Linked DNA regions of Mus musculus: region 1 is linked to region 2. A link is a loop called in an ENCODE intact Hi-C map of the cell type or tissue named here. Cell type or tissue: heart. All regions are shown on one strand.

Region 1 (8,000 bases), 250 kb after region 2:
TTTCTCCCGTCTAAAGGAAATACAGGGATAAAAAGTGGAACTGAGACTGAAGGAAAGGCCATCCAGAGACTGTCCCACCTGGGGATACATCCCACATACAGACACCAAACCCAGACACTATTGCTGATGCCAAGAAGTGCTTGCTGACAGGAGCCTGATACAGCTGTCTCCTGAGGGGCTCTGCCAGATCCTGACCAATACAGATGCAGTTACTTGCAGCCAACCATTGAACTAAGCACAGTGACCCCAATGGAGGAGTTACAGGAAGGACTGAAGGAGCTGAAAGGGGCCTTATCTGACATCAATAGGAGGGGATGCCCTTGGTACTATGAAGGCTTGATGCCCCAGAGTAGGGGAATGCTAGGGCAGTGAGGGAGTAGGTGTGTGGGTGGGGGAGCACCCTCATAGAAGCAAGGTAAGGGGGATGGGATAAATGTATTTTTCTTCTGCAACTTTTAATACACTAAGAAATGGTCAGAATGAAAACTTGCTAAATTAATAGAATTACATACGTAGTGCAACGTGACTGTCATGGGAGAAAACAGTAAGGCCAGATCCTTGCATTTAATAAATGTTACTTCTGAGAAGCTGCACAGGTAAAGTAAAAAAGGTGAGCTGCTGGGAAGTGTGTGTGTGTGTGTGTGTGTGTGTGTGAGTATGTATGTGTGTATGTGCGTGTGTGTGTGCGTGTGTGTGTGCACATAGGTGTGTGAGAGCCAGAAACCAATGCTGGGCACTTCCTATATTGGTCTCCAACTTATCCTCACATCCAGAGTTTCTCAGTGAATCTGCAGCTATTGATGTCACAAGACTGGCTGTCCAGAGAGCCCACTGACCCGTCTGTTTCCACTTCCCCAGTGACAGAACCATAAGCATGTGCCATAGTTCCTGATTTTTACATGGGTGCTGGAGATCCAAACTAGGGTCTTTAAGCTTAAGTGGGAAGCACTTTGCCAACTGTAGCATCTCTCCAGCCCCCAAAAGATTTTTTAGGGCATGCTTTCTGGTTATTGTAATGGAGAATATTATTAAGTTATTATCTTTACAATTGCAGAGGGTTGGTTTTGTTACTGTTTTCTCATTTTCAATAATTTTAAAAGCATGTGAGCTGTCACTTCTAGAACTGCTACTTTTTAAAATACAGAAATTCCTTGGGTAGTTTTGTGGCATTGTAGTGGTAAAACTCATTTGTTGAATTTCCTCTTGGGAAACAACTTTAAAAACTGGCTTCCCTGGTTTTCATGGTGCTGTTGTTTTTAGTAAACCAAACAACTACAGTGTTCCACTGTGAGATGGTGTTAGTGCCCTCTTCAACACCGCCATCCACCAAGTCCAAAAGTTACGGAGGAAGACAGATATTTCCTTACTGCATAACGTGAGGGGCTTGAAACGAAGCTGAGTACCTCACATGCACCTTTCTTGTCACTGAAGAGCCCACTGTCACTCTGAGCTGAATTGTTGGCAATTAGGAAATGTAATACTTATTACATTCTACTTTGATGTTGGATTCCTCCAGGACTTGCATCTATTTTACTTGTTGGAAGTTCTACTCAAGATACTGTTTCCTAAGAAGCCTGACATCTGCTGTTTGAGACAGTGGGGGGGGGGGGGACTGCTGTAGAGCTCTGCTTGCCAAATGCCTGATTCTGCTTTTCTATCTGGTGGACGGTGTGACTTGGGACGAGGGGCCCCACCTGTGCAGCTGAGTCCTTCAGGTCTCAGCCACGTATCTTTGTGCCCTGCGCAGGGCAGTGAGAGTGAGCTCACCTGTGTGCCCGAATCTTTGCAATGTCTTTCTGAGTTCCATCACCTGCTGCTTAGTTTCCGCAGAACTCAGGAGCCTCCCCTCCTGAGACTTTCCATCTGGAATTCTCTCTCTTCCATTGACACCTACCCTCCTTAAAGTGTGACCTCAACTAAAGCCCCCTGGAATGAGCATTCCTTCAACCGCTCCGCAGTGGAGCACTGCCTGATTGGCTATTATTTCTGTTAAAAGTTTGCATTTGAGAGGTGTTTAGTTAGCCTCTGTCTGCGTTAGACCATAAATTGTGTATGACTGGGAATCGAGTTTTGTTCAACAGTGACTAGACATTATGAGATACTTGTTTAGCCAGTTCTCCAGCTTTGCTTTCCTCTACGTCAGATGAGGCTAGAAATAGCATCCATATCACAGGTGTTTTATGGTATTAAATGGGATTGTGTGCAGATAATGTGCTGAAACAATGCCAGTGACACAGCCAAAGCTTAATTTGTTGAGTGAACATGTACCTTTAGAGATGATTTATTCTGGTATGTCCGTGGCTTTGCATTTACTGATATATCAAGAGACTTCACTCTTGTCACCAAATTATATTCAAAAATTCTATTTACATTCATTTCTTGTTTTCTGGCCCATGGAGTTTAGTGAGCATTGCCCATGTGACCATGGTGTTGTAAGTACTCAGGGGAAACACCACTGCAGATCACGATTCCTCTTCTAGCATTCAGCACTAGCCAAAAGTTACGCAGGCAGGGGTAGAACCCGATAAACCCTTCTCTCATCGATGGCAGACTATTGACTGTAATGGCTGTGTCATGACCAGAAGACCGGCACCTTGGAGTCCTTGTCTCTATCAGCTACCTGTCACATCATTTCCTTCTCTTCTTTTCCATGATTTCTGGGTTTTAGAAGGGTGGTGTAAATGTCCCAGTGATGTGACTGTTATGGGGATAATCATCTTCTCTCTTTTTTGGAAGCTCATTCCACAGGGGGGAGTTCATGCCTTGTATCATAAAGCTGGTCTAACGTGCATGGCTGGGCAGGCAGGCAAAGGCCACTCAGCCTTCATCAGAGATGCAGTGGAGGGTGAGGAAGTCAGAGACTCAAGGTTAATTCATGTGCTAAGCATACGTGACTGTTGAAGTGAATATATATTTTTTTAACATAGTTTTTTGCAAAGCTTGCTACGCTTTCCTGAGCTGGAGTAATTGGATGCAAAGATAGTAGCTAACTCTTCTTAAAGCCTGCTGTCATTGGATGCAAAGAAAGTACCTCAACTTCTTTCTTAAAGCTTGCTGTCAAACACACGTTCAGAAAATGTGCCCCAGTTTTGACCACAGTTGAATGAGATTGCTTGGATACCTTTGTATTGCTAATTGTCATTTAATTGAAAACATTTGTGGACTTGGTAAATAAGAACACTTATTTTTACTAGCTTTCTTAACTTACTGATGTAATTTGATAGATGCTTTTGTCTGTTACTTCCTGTGCACTTTGACCAGCACATTGTTATGTGTCTGTTGTGGGGTTAGTAAAGTTAGATGAATTATAAATATCTCTGATACTGATAAGTGGATAGTAGCCCAGAAACTTAGACTACCCAAGATACAATTTACAAAACACATGAAACTCAAGAAGGAAGACCAAAATGTGGATACTTTGCTCTTTCTTAGAATGAGGCACTAAATACCCATGGAAGGAGTGACAGAGACAAAGTTCAGAGCTGAGACAGAAGAAAGGACCATTCAGAGACTGCCCCATCTGGGGATCCATCCCATATATAACCACCAAACCCAGACACTATTACATATGCCAGCAAGATTTTGCTGACAGGTTCCTGATATAGCTCTCTGTGGTGAGGCTATGTTAGTGCCTGGCAAATACAGAAGTGGATACTCAGTTACCTATTGGATGGAACACAGGGCCCCTAAAGAAGGAGCTAGAGAAAGTAACGAAGGAACTAAAGGTGTTGGCAACCCTATAGGAGGAACAACAATATGAACTAACCAGTACCCCCCAGAGCTATGTCTCTAGTTGCATATGTAGCAGAGGATGGCCTAGTTGGCCATCAATGGGAGGAAAGGCCCCTTGGTCTTGTGAAGGTCATATGCCCCAGTACAGGGAAATGCCAGGGCTGGGAAGCGGGAGTGGGTGAGTTGGGGAGCAGGGCAGGGGGAGGGTATAGGGGACTTTGGAGATAACATTTGAAATGTAAATGAAGAAAATATCTAATAAAATGTATTAAAATGTGAAAAAACAATAAATAAATAAATGAATAGCTTTGATTACTATGGATATTAATTTATTGTCCTATTTTGCTAATATTTTATTGAGTTCCATTTACATTATAATTTTACAATATTTCTATGAACCATGTATAGTCTTATGTTGTTGATTCTGACATTTGTTATTTCATTCATGACTTTTATGCTTACAAATTCATCTTTTAATTGGCAACCAGAACATTTCTTTCTATTTTCTATGGTTCTTAGTATAAAATTGCTTTTAATATACTTTCTTACCCTAAGGTCAGAATAACTTGTAATTACTCTAATCAATTTTCTATACCATATATTCATGATCCACTTCCCCCCTAGTTATGGGGGTACCTTCCTAATCACATATTAAAATCACATATTATTTCATACATAGTAAAGTTACCAAATATTTATTTAATATACTTTCAAATTACCCATAACGTGACCTTTATACAAAGATCTCCAGACAACTCATTGTTAATTTTTATTCTTTAATTTGATTTTTATAAATTACTACACATCAATATGGCTTCTTGGTGTGGGGCACACATGTTCTTGGGACCCCCTGGACTAACTGTAGAATTAGACTCGTGGTAGACTTTCTAACATGAGAAATATTCTATTTTATGTAGCACAGAGAGGGGTACAAAGCAGATACATACACAATGTTTGCTATTAAATTTTTTTCTTCTTGTGAATAAAAGAGGATTGATATTTCTTGAATGTTGTAAAGCAGGGATGTTTCCAGAAGGTGGCTAACCCCCCCCCAACCCCCTTTATTAAAAGCATCTGTGCCTGGCTAGTGGCAAACAGCCAAAAATCCTCAAGTGGTTGGCTCTGGGAAATCACAGGGAGATAGAACACAGCCGAATCCTAAGATGGAACAAACTGTAAAATCATGCCGTGTCGTAATTTGATGACCAACAGGGAAGGGTTTTTTTCTGCCTCATCAAATTTTATAAAGTAAAGTATTTATGATTTTCCTGTGAGTTTACCAGATAAGAAGAAAAACATAGAGCCGTGGTCTGATGTAGGCCCGACATAGGTGCACACATACCTGAATGCAGGGCTGGGAAGGGAAAGAGAGACAGAGGCAGAGAGCTCCCATATACTCCTCCTCCAGGTGGCAATCATCTATCAGTGCTCGTGGGTGACAAGGGCGTTAAAAGTCTCACATGGAGTCAACCTGGCTGCTTTTCAGAAGCGTTTCTGTCCTTACACATGAATCGGAGGATGATTCGTCTGCTTGGGAATTCGCAGGACGCCAAACCAAATTAGGAAGCCAGGCAGCTGTGACCTGGCTTTGTAAGGGCCAAGGAAGCTGCAGTTTCAATTCTGAACCTTGCATCTCAAATCATCCTCTGTCCCTCTGTCCCTCTGTCCCTCTGTCCCTCTGTCCCTCTGTCCCTCGGGATACATGCGCCCCTCAGGGACTTCAGTAAAGGAACAAGCTCTTGCATTACCCCAAGCCTTCTATGAGACACTAGACTTGTGAGAGAAGCAGGCAGTCTGAGAGGACAAGGCGACTGGAGTCAGAGTGAGTGTGAGTCAGGAAGGACGGCTTGCAAGAGTTACCTTACAAAGAAAGGAGGAGCCGCCGAGGAAGAGAAACCACCCTGGGTCTGAGTTCTGAGATCACTTCAGGTGTGTGGCACTCTGTCTCACTCAGCAAATAAAATTCACAATTTAAAAAGTCGTGGGGTTCGTTGTTGTTGTTGTTTTTGCAGGAAGATATACAAGTTGGGAAGAGACTAAAGGAGCAGGCTGTTGGGATCTGGCACTGTTCCTCTGAATTGTGATACACTCACAAGTTACCCCACCCACCAGTGTAACTTTTTATTTTGAAACCTGGTTTAGCTTTCTTTGAAGAATTTGAATGGTATTGTGAGATAATTTTTATTTATTTATATTCATCACCAAATTGGTTTTGTTTCTTAAAACAAAACAAAACAAACCAAAACAAAAAACTGTTTTATAAACAACTTCGTAGTGATCCCTGAAGTGCTAAATACATGCACACGGGCGCGGACAGACACAGACAGACATACATACACACACACACACACACACACATACACACACACACACACACACATGGGAGAGGGAATGAAGGGGGGCGGGAAGCATCTTAGGTTGCCCAGATGGTGGGATGCATTTGGCTATGAACATTCTAATTTGAGGAAACATACCGTGGAGACAGCTTGATAAGCAGGGGGATTTTTCGTGCATTTATTTCTATAAGAACTCTAGCATTTCTATTTCTAGTTTGGTGACAAGCAATGTTCTCTTGGTTTTTTATTTAGGGTAAAGCTTGCATAACTATCTGCTGGATTCTTTCCTTACTATCGTTTCACTGGGAGTGGCTGTTGCCTTGGAGATGATAGCTACAGCCTCCTCAATGCGTTATTGATCCAAGGAAAGGGATTTAAGTCAAACTAACCTATGTTATCTCTAATATGGGATTATTTGCACAGGAGCATTGAAATGGGAGACTATTTCCCAAATAACTTATTTCCCAAAGAACCCCATTTGTTGCCCAGCATCCTGCTCACAGGGGAGCAGAACTAACCCAGAACGTGGCTCTCCACACACAGCGACTTTCATCTTCTTCCTCAGCACCTGCCACTCAGCTCGGCTCTCTCAGCCTCACACCATTCTATCCTTCAAATGAGGCCTGCGCATCAATAAGGAGCTTCCCTGGTGCTTCCCAGGGGCAATAGAATTCACCAGTGGTAACTGCAGCACTGCACTGTTTACCAGAACATAAAGTTCGGTTGAAATCCCACAGTGACGTCATCTCCCAGCACTTGCTGATGGAGCTGGAGCGGGTTCCAAGATGTGTTCAGCTGGGTTGGATGCTCCATGCCAGAAATGGTCAACCAACTCACACTTCAAAGACCTCTCTTTACTAGGTTGTGTTTAGCTCTTAAAAGAAGTGGAAAGTTACCCAAATCACAGACTTGGGCTAAATTGGTATTTAAAAAGAGCCCAGAACTTTGTATGTTGTGGTTATTTTTCTTTTGGTTGATAAGTTAACTCTGATTGCTGACATTAAGGTAACTTTCTTCTGAAACACCCTTAGACTAGTGAGGCCTTGCTGAGGGCATGGGGGTGAGAAACATCTGAAAAACCCACGACAGAGACGACAAGAAAGAGCTGGCCTGGCCTTTCAGGAGGTGAAGCTGCTCAGGATTTGGAAAGCAAATTGTCCACATGTATGGAGGTGGTCACGTGAGCTTTGGAGCTGAAAACTGGGATCAAGGAGATGAACTCAGAAGAAGACTAAGTGCTAAAGAATCGAGGATGAGTCAGAGAAACCCTGGGATTCAAAAGGCTTGTCTAAAAAAACAAGAAAGAAAGAGAGGTACATGTATGTAGATGGAAGAAAAAGCAAAGATTGCAAGAAAATAAATGTGATCAAATGTTTAAACTCTTACAGTGGATGAGTTTTGTGTTCTAGTAGGAAAGATACAATTTCTAGTAGTTGATAACTATTATAGTGTGTGGGGGAGGAGGAGGAGAGAGGGAATGAGAGAAGAGAGGGAGTGGAGAGAGAGGTGGGAAGACAGAAGGAGCGAGAGAAGGGAGAGAGAGAAGAAGAGTAAGCAAGCAAGCACTGGTTTGCTCACCTATATATTATATGATAATATATTACATTAGCATATATTATATGGTGGATGTGGAGGCCAGAGATTAAGATGAGATGTCTTTTCTTATTCTTAACATTGCTGTTTTGAGGTGTGTGTGTGTGGAGGGGATGTCTCTCACTGTCTTCAGCTGGAGCAGTTGCCAGTGAGCCTGGGCTCCTCCTGGCTTCACCCAAACCTGGGATCAGAACTCTGTTCCCATGTCTCTGAAGCAGGCACTCCACTCACTGAGTGTGCCCATTTGCCCTCCACTCACTGAGTGTGCCCATTTGCCCTCCACTCACTGAGTGTGCCCATTTGCCCCTCGTTCTATAATTATGAGTTCTCATTCACAAA
Region 2 (8,000 bases):
GAAGGAGGTGCGGGAGCAACTTCCTTTTGAGCAAATGTGATTTACTTCCGCAGAAAATCAAACCTACCTAAGTAAGACTTACACTCAGGAATACCTCATTATGGACTGGGATAAGAAGCAGAGAGGCAGAGCAATGCAGGCTTTAACCACTGAGCCATCTCGTCGGGAGATGAAGCAAGGAAATACTGAATGACTTGCTCAGAACTAGTGCATGAAAAAGTCTGGAGAGATGGCTTAGTGGGTAAGAGCACTGACAACTCTTCCAAAGGTCCTGAGTTCAATTCCCAGCACCACATGGTGGCTCATAACCATCTGTAATGGGATCTGATGCCCTCTTCTGGTGTGTCTGAAGACAGCGACAGTGTACTCACATTATAACAATAAATAAATCCTAAAAAAAGAAAGAAAGAAAGAAAGAAAGAGAGAAAGAAAATTGTGGTACAAGGCCTGGAATTCTGTTCTATGAATTCTTGGTTTGGGAAGCCCCAGAGGTCTCAAAACAATGCGAACTATTGCTGTTGCCCACGGTTACCCATCACAACTACATTGTGAGACCTTGTTGCTGAAGATACCACACAATTCCAATGTAAGATACAGAGAAGTAAATCAAACTGACTGGGAAGCCTCCTCCTTGGTGACTAGTTTTCATTGCCAGAAGGTATCATGCAGGCTGCTTTACAGGAAGGAAAGTATGTCTTTACCCAGTGCTGGACCCTACATGCTGCAATAATGACCTGCCAGGCAAGACGCACCTACCGGCTCACCAGTGCGTGAATGTTCCAAGCTAACCGGTTGCTTTCTGATCAGATTTGAGGCTGCTCCACAGGAAAGAATTTTCTGTCTGGTATTGCAATCCTAATCAGAAGTTTATGGCTACAGAGATCACAGGCTCGAGGGTAGAACTTATTATTCCACCCAGTGCTCATGCTGTCTAATCGTCTTCTATTAGTGTTTATACCCACGGATCTGGGCTGCTCTCGACCTTCGTCAGAGAAGCCTCCTTCTGCAGTGGACAGTGACTGAGAAAGGCACAATGAGTCAAAGTGCTAAGAGCAGGAGACCAAAGTACTCAGCATTGAACAGGACATCTGTATTAGCCACTCCCCCATCCCCAAAACCCAGGGAGCATTGTGGGATAGAAGATGAAGATAAGGAAAGAGTCGAAGGATGGGCAGGAGCACTGAGGGACGCTGTCTTCTGGTCATGAACTCAGAGCAGCCATGGACACGACCTGTACAGCTAAGTCAAGCCAGCTAAAATTCCTACAGAGATGGGGTATTAGGCCCTATTCATATTGAGTTGCCTTTAGCAGTGGATAGTTGCTGGGACAGGGATAATAATTTTTTTATTAAGGATATCATATGCTTCACTGAATGGCTCCATATCACAAGAGGCAGTACTAATTGGACTTGGGTCATAAAGTAATAAAAGACATGAAGTTGTGTGTGTGTGTGTGTGTTGGGAAGCTATGGAGAGAGTTGAAGGGGGAATAGGGAATAGAAATGATCATATTTCATTACATACATGTACAGAATTATCAAAACTAAAGAAAAAGAAAAGGTTCTAACAGGCTTCTCCATCAGTCAATACAATAGACACAGAGGACAACAAGGTGAGAGGAGATGATTTAGTCAGGGGATTCAGAAGAGAGAAAATGAAAATAGCGACATTGTATAGGACCCAGTGGAGAAATGTGTGTGTGTGTGTGTGTGTGTGGCTAGAGCTTGTAGGTCATTAGACTTACCTGTTCAGGGTTTTCTAATTTAGTCTAATATACCTTGTTACACATGCCAATCTGAACCTGTAAGAGCTGGCAGCTGTGTAATGGGGGACCAAGAGTTGTTTCATAATCATCTTCTCTTTCTTGTTGCTGTTATTCTGATGTAGTAGCCATGGAAGTTCCCTTTCTACCATATATCACTAAGCTGAAAACCAGGACATACAATGAGGCAAAATGTGTTCTCATGACAACAAGACTGAACTCTGAAATCAGCCCTGTGCCTGTCTAGGCTGGGTGGTTAATAGGGTAAAGTTTTTTTTTTTTTTTTTTTGGAAACGTGATTCAAAGTGTTGTAAGCAGCAACATGGCAAGATTCTTTCTATCTAGAGTTTAACAAAGGGAGTCTCAGAATTAGGAACCCCACTATAAAACTTCATAACTGAAGCATGAAGCCATGGATGCTGAGGTAGCATGTCTGCTGTTATATCTCCCCCCCCCCCAGTGACTCTGACGTGTGCTGGGCCTTGGTTTCTGTTCTTTCCCTTCCTTCCTTCCTTCCTTCCTTCCTTCCTTCCTTCCTTCCTTCCTTCCTTCCTTCTTCCTTGCTTCCTTCCTTCCTTCAGTAGTGTGATGGTTTGTATATGCTTGGACCAGGGAGTGGCACCATTAGGAGGTGTGGCCTTGTTGGAGTAGGTGTGTCACTGTGGTTGTGACTCTCATCCTAGCTGCCTAGAAGTCAGCCTTCCACTAGCAGCCTCCAGATGAAGATGTAGAACTCTCAGCTCTGCCTGTACCATGCCTGCCCGGTTGCTGCCATACTCCTGCCTTGATAATAGACTGAACCTCTGAACCTATAAGCCAGCCCTAATTAAATGTTGTCCTTTTTAAGACTTGCCTTGGTCATGGTATCTGTTCACAGCAGTAAAACCCTAACTAAGACAGTTATGGTCTCACTAGTAACTCTGCCTGTCCTGGAAGTTACTTTGTATACCAGGTTGGCACTGAACTTACAGATATCTGCCTATCTCTCCCTTCCTAGTGCTAGGATTAAAAGCCTGTGCCATTATGCCCACCAAGGGTTCTATTTTTTTAAACACTCCTCCCAATTCACCCCATAAGGATTTGGGGAGTGAATCAGTTTAATTATGAACACAGCATAAGAATATTGAAGGGGATTTGGAAAAATATGGATTATTTTTAACCTACCCAATCCAACATACCTATCTGGTGTGTGTGCAGTCCATTAAGATGGTTGTAGCTGCGGCTGAATGGTTGCTAGTTCCTGACCTTAAGGCTTTCTCTGTGGGACTGTGGATTAGATGCCTCCCTCCATGGCTGTCAGCAGAATGGTTCTAACATGCTCTCTCTCTCTCTCTCTCTCTCTCTCTCCCTCTCTCTCTCTCTCTCTCTCTCTCTCTCTCTCTCTCTCTCTCTCTCTCTCTCTCTCTCTCTTCACTTTCAGCTCATCTTCGCAGATGCCCCTTTCCTTCCCAATGCCAAGGCTTAATAGCTTTGAGACCTGCCACCCTATGAATGAAATGGCCTGCGGTGGGTCTGTGCAAAGTCACGAATGACTAGATGTCAAGGATGGAGTTCATCGAGGAAAAGAGGCCTAGCTGTGCTTGGTTTTAACAGAAGTGCTTGCAGGAGAAGAAAGGCTAGCTTTATATGTAGACGGAATTCATGTCTTAAGATGGAGAGCAAAAATATTTCCTTCACTAAAGTGAAGCAAGTAAAAGTTTGCCCACTTGATTTGCATGAAGACCTTATGTGTAATGTGATTAGATAAAGCAAAAATTATTGTGGATGCAATGAGACCGCACTTGGGCTGCTTGCCATGGTTGACACTTGAAAGGGAGTGTGGTTTCATGAGCTCAGGACAGAAATGTGGTTTGAAGTAGAGAGTGGAGAAACACTGTCATCTGGCCACAAGGGGACAGCAGGGCTCTAGGATTTCAGGCCTAGGGACTAGGCCATGGATTTAACTGTTGTGAATAAAGGTTAAGGACACACCCTGAAGGATGCTAAAGCACTTAGCTCACATGGGAAGGGTCTTAAAGCCTGATTCATTTGGATTTCCACCCTCTGAGCTCTGAAGAGGCTGTGAATGTCTAATTCAGTTTGACTTAGAGTTTATTTTTTTGTATGTGTGGTATGTTTCTGTGTGTGCATGCGGTTGAATATGTGTATGTGGGTATGCACATATGTGTGCATGCAGTGGGAAGCCAGAAGCCAATAATGGGTGTCTTTCTCAGTTGAGTCTCTCTTTACCACTATTGTTTACTGTTTGGTGTGTGTATGCATGTGTGAATATGTATGTGCATGCATATGTACATGTATGTTGTTTGTATGTGCATACATGTGCATGTATGGCTGTGTGAGTGCACATGTGTGTGTGGAAGCCAGAGATACACTGGATGATTTCCCAAGATTACACTCTACCTATTTTAAAAATTATTTTTTTAAAAAATAGTTCCTTTTAATTTTTATATATGTATGTGTACCTGTGTGTGGGTATGGGCATGTGGGTGTGTGTGCCCACAGAGGCAGTTGTGAGACACAGGCCATGGGTGTTAACAACCAAACTCTGGTCCTCTGCAGGAGCAGTTACATGCTCTTCACTACTGAGCCATTTACCCAGTCACCATTTTGACAGACAGGGTTTGTCACTAATTCAGCTAGGACAGCAGGTCAGGGAATGTCTGTCAGGGATTCTGCTGCCTCTGGAACTCCCCAGTGCTGGCTTCTGGGCCTGACTTCTTAGACACAAAGATCTTCATGTTTGTGTGTTGTGAGGCAGGCACGTTACTGGCAGCCATCTCCTCACCCAGTCCTCCTTGTACTTCAAGACAAGGTCTCTCCCTGAACCTGGAGTTTTCCTGGCAAACACTTACTGACCAAGTCATGGCTCCAGCACATGGATTCTGTTCTTTTTGTAGCTCTAGGGATGGATATAGGGCCTTGCATACTGCAGGCAAGTGCTGTACTTCTAAGCCACCTTCTGAGTTCTTGGCTTTCAATACTGGATCTTATTAGGCAGCTCGATCTGGCTTTGAGTTTGCTACATAAGTGTATGCTGGCTTTGGATATACGATCTTAGCAGCTCATCACCCCAAGTACTTGGATTATAGGGTGCACTACCAAATCTTTCTTGATTTTCACTCTATTCTAAAATCACAATGTTGACACTGGAACTTAGTGTTAAGTTAGTTAAAGATCTATAACAAACTCCATTCCTTAATTGTTTTGATTTTTCAAATGAAAATTTTCTAAAAGGTTGGTCATGATTAAAGTGTTTGTTTGGCCCCAGCCATTTAGATCTCTGGAAGGCTGTGTGTTGTTGTTATCGTTATTATTATTATTTTGAGACTCTTTGTAGAGGATGCTCAGCTGATTATTAAAAAAACAAAACAAAACAAAACCCAGATTTCAACTCACCAATTTGTATGCTAGGGATTGAATCTTTCTGTTGATTACAAAGAGGACTGATTTCCAGTTCAAACTTCTGTTCAAGGTCACCTAAGAAGAAAGAAGAACAAGAAACACATAGCAATTTAAGAGTTCATAGAATGTGTATCAAAAACTTTAATGATCCAGTTGGAGGAAATCGTTCTGGGGGTTACTGTTGCTTCCCTTGGAATATTCATGAACCCCTTAGGACCACTGGCTTACAGAGCTGCCTAAAGACAAACCCACAGGGCATCAACAATCCCTAACAGTGGCTCCTTTGAGTAGGTATGCTTGACAGTGGGACAAACTTTTAAAAATTGCATCTATTTATTCTCTCTCTCTCTCTCTCTCTCTCTTTCTCTCTCTCTCTCTCTCTCTCTTGTGTGTGTGTGTGTGTGTGTGTGTGTGTGTGTGTGTGTGTGTAGGTAGGGGACAATCAGTAGGAGGAGACTATTTTTAACATGTCAAATCTGGGGATTGAGCATGGGTTGTCAGTCTTGGTGGCAGGTACCATTGCCATTTTCAGTGATAGAAAAGTTTTCTACACACTCTATTCTGGGGACTCTCTGAAGCATGTCCAACACACTAGGAACTAAAATTTTAATTTCTTTTTACATTATAATTAATTAAAATTTAGCTAAGCCACATGAGCCTCAGAGATACCATAGTTTGGAGAGCAATGAGCCCTCCATTACAGGCCTGTCCCATTACCTGTCTTTCTGTGAGGTGTTCTTTATTCTTTCTCTTACTCACCAGACAAGTATGAAACACTTGTCTTCAAGAATTCTACTAACCAATGTAGAAAGTACAGAGAGGAAAACTCAACAGTCTCTCCTCTGGGAATGTTGCAGATTAGCATTTGGGGTCTTACAATGGTACCAGCCATATTTCTTGATGGCAACTGTAACATACCATGCAGAGTTATTCATATAAAAATACATTTTACTGAGGATTAGACAAAGATAGAGTGGATGTTTAATAAAAACTTCTGGAAAACTAGGTTACTTGTGGACATATCAACCCATATTTACAAAGAACCTTTTTAAAGCGTTGAGGACTGGAGGGGAGGAATACCTGACCTCACAGTTTTCCTAATTCATAAGCTGCCATTTTTCTCCACCCAACCCTGTACCTGAAACCTCAACTTAAAGGATATTTTTTGTTTGTTTAATGTGATGCATGATATCTGTCATGTTTGTCCTAACTGGGCATAGTGGCCCTCACATCCTAGGATCTGAGGCAGGAGTGTAAGTTTGAGACCAGCCTCTCCTAAATATCAAGGCCTTGTCTCACAGCAGCAGCAGCAGCAGCAGCAGCAGCAGCGACAACTAAGAACTGTTGAAAGAAGCCTGGCTGCTGGGGAGATGAGCTGGCATTTGAGTCCAGATCCACAAGCAAAAGCCAGATGGGGCTCATCAAGATGACAGGAGTCATTCCTATAGAGTTAAAAGACATCCACTAGGGGAAAAAGATAGTTCCGATGAGCAGAGTCTGTTCTTCTCAAAGCAGACGGGATGTCTGGACTGCAGGGCCCTTAACTGAAAGGGAACAAGTCAGTTCCTTGGTTCCTTGGTCTGCTGGGAGATCTGCAGTGTAGGTGAAAGCTCTTCCCTAGTGACCGTGGTGGCAAACATTCCCGGTCTTTCTACGTAACTGTGCTGCATCTCATTAGGGCAGGTTTTTGCAAAGAAACATAGTAACCTGATTGCCCGATGCCATCGATTCCTTGTAGTTAGTAACTTTGATTCCTGAACTCTGTGTCTGCCCAAGTGGTGCAACCACTGTCCCCAAGTCGCCTAGAGTCTGAATTAAGTGTCCGATGGGCAGATCAAAGCTTTAAACCACAATGGACAGCAATCATAGCCCATGATGGGATCAGAGGCAAGTGGGCCAGAGGAGAATCTTGATCTTCAATACTGTAGTCCTAGCCTTCTCTCCTGCTGCTATTTCAATAGTTTATGTATCACACCGGGAAGCAAGCACTCAGCCTAACTTTAAACCCTCTCTGCGCCAACTTCACCATGCTTACTTTTGTTCTCAGTGGAGACTTTATGTCTTGGCCAACGAGAACTGCGATTCTAACTTCTCATGACTCATGTTGACTGCACATGAAATTCCAGAGGCACAGACGTCACGTGAGCGCTTTTACTCCCAGACTGTGACAGTGAGCAGAGTCTCTGGCCTTGTGTGAACCCAGCCCTACTCTGTCGTCTGTCATTGGAACCACCGAGATGTCACTGACACATCTTTCAGTGGACATTTTTCCAAAAGGCTCACTGTTGCTGTCTGACCTCCTCACAGAGCTGGTATGTGGGACACTTCGAGCTTTATTTGTTCCCAGACTCTTAAACCTGATGCTGTCACTAGCACGAGGGCCCTGCTGGTGCCCGAGCAAACATTGTGAATGTTGAAACCCAGCCTGAAGAATCAAGCCTGTGTGTAAAGGCCTACTTCCCACCCAGCATCAAGATTCTGCTTGCCGATTTATTGCCTTCCTTATGAAGGAAGGTAACCTTTGAAAAAAAATTATGGTCTACCTTAGGGCCATTCAGCATTCCACAGTAAAACCCACATGTGTTATTGTTGAAACTGAATTCAAATGGTCTAACTCTTGTAAACTCTTGTTAGTTCTTGGCTAACTTTGACCTGTATCATTGGAAGTTTTAAGAACCAGAGAAAAAGGCATACAAAAGGCTCTGAATTATTCTCTCAGAATGGAAGACATTGACTTAAAAACAATGCTTAGCCTTCAGGCTGTGCTCAGCTCATTCAAATGAAGGTCAGGGCAAAAATCAAACTTGTCTGCCATACTGTTACAGTCACAGGACAC

What was found. Hi-C counts contacts between places; a loop is a spot of excess contacts. Peaks named below come from ENCODE experiments on the same cell type or tissue, not always from the same donor. Only the 100,000 strongest peaks of a DNase experiment are listed, where the experiment ranks them.
Region 1: it touches region 2 in a loop (2.4-fold over the local background); 3 of 42 quality-filtered maps call a loop at or near these places.

What each region holds. Positions count from the first base shown.
Region 1 is chr10:20,652,678-20,660,677 of GRCm38, forward strand. It overlaps a transcript of Pde7b not described here. Among named protein-coding and RNA genes, the nearest start is that of Pde7b, 110 kb to the left of the region's middle. In heart, a CTCF peak has its summit at 4,833; a DNase peak (open chromatin) is centred at 6,814; H3K27ac peaks cover 749 bases.
Region 2 is chr10:20,401,970-20,409,969 of GRCm38, forward strand. Pde7b (phosphodiesterase 7B) reads right to left here. Exons shown (of 12, transcript NM_001347366.1): 11 at 5,159-5,239. Among named protein-coding and RNA genes, the nearest start is that of Mtfr2, 58 kb to the left of the region's middle. In heart, CTCF peaks have their summits at 3,644 (motif pointing right) and 6,634; DNase peaks (open chromatin) are centred at 6,562 and 7,402; H3K27ac peaks cover 1,178 bases.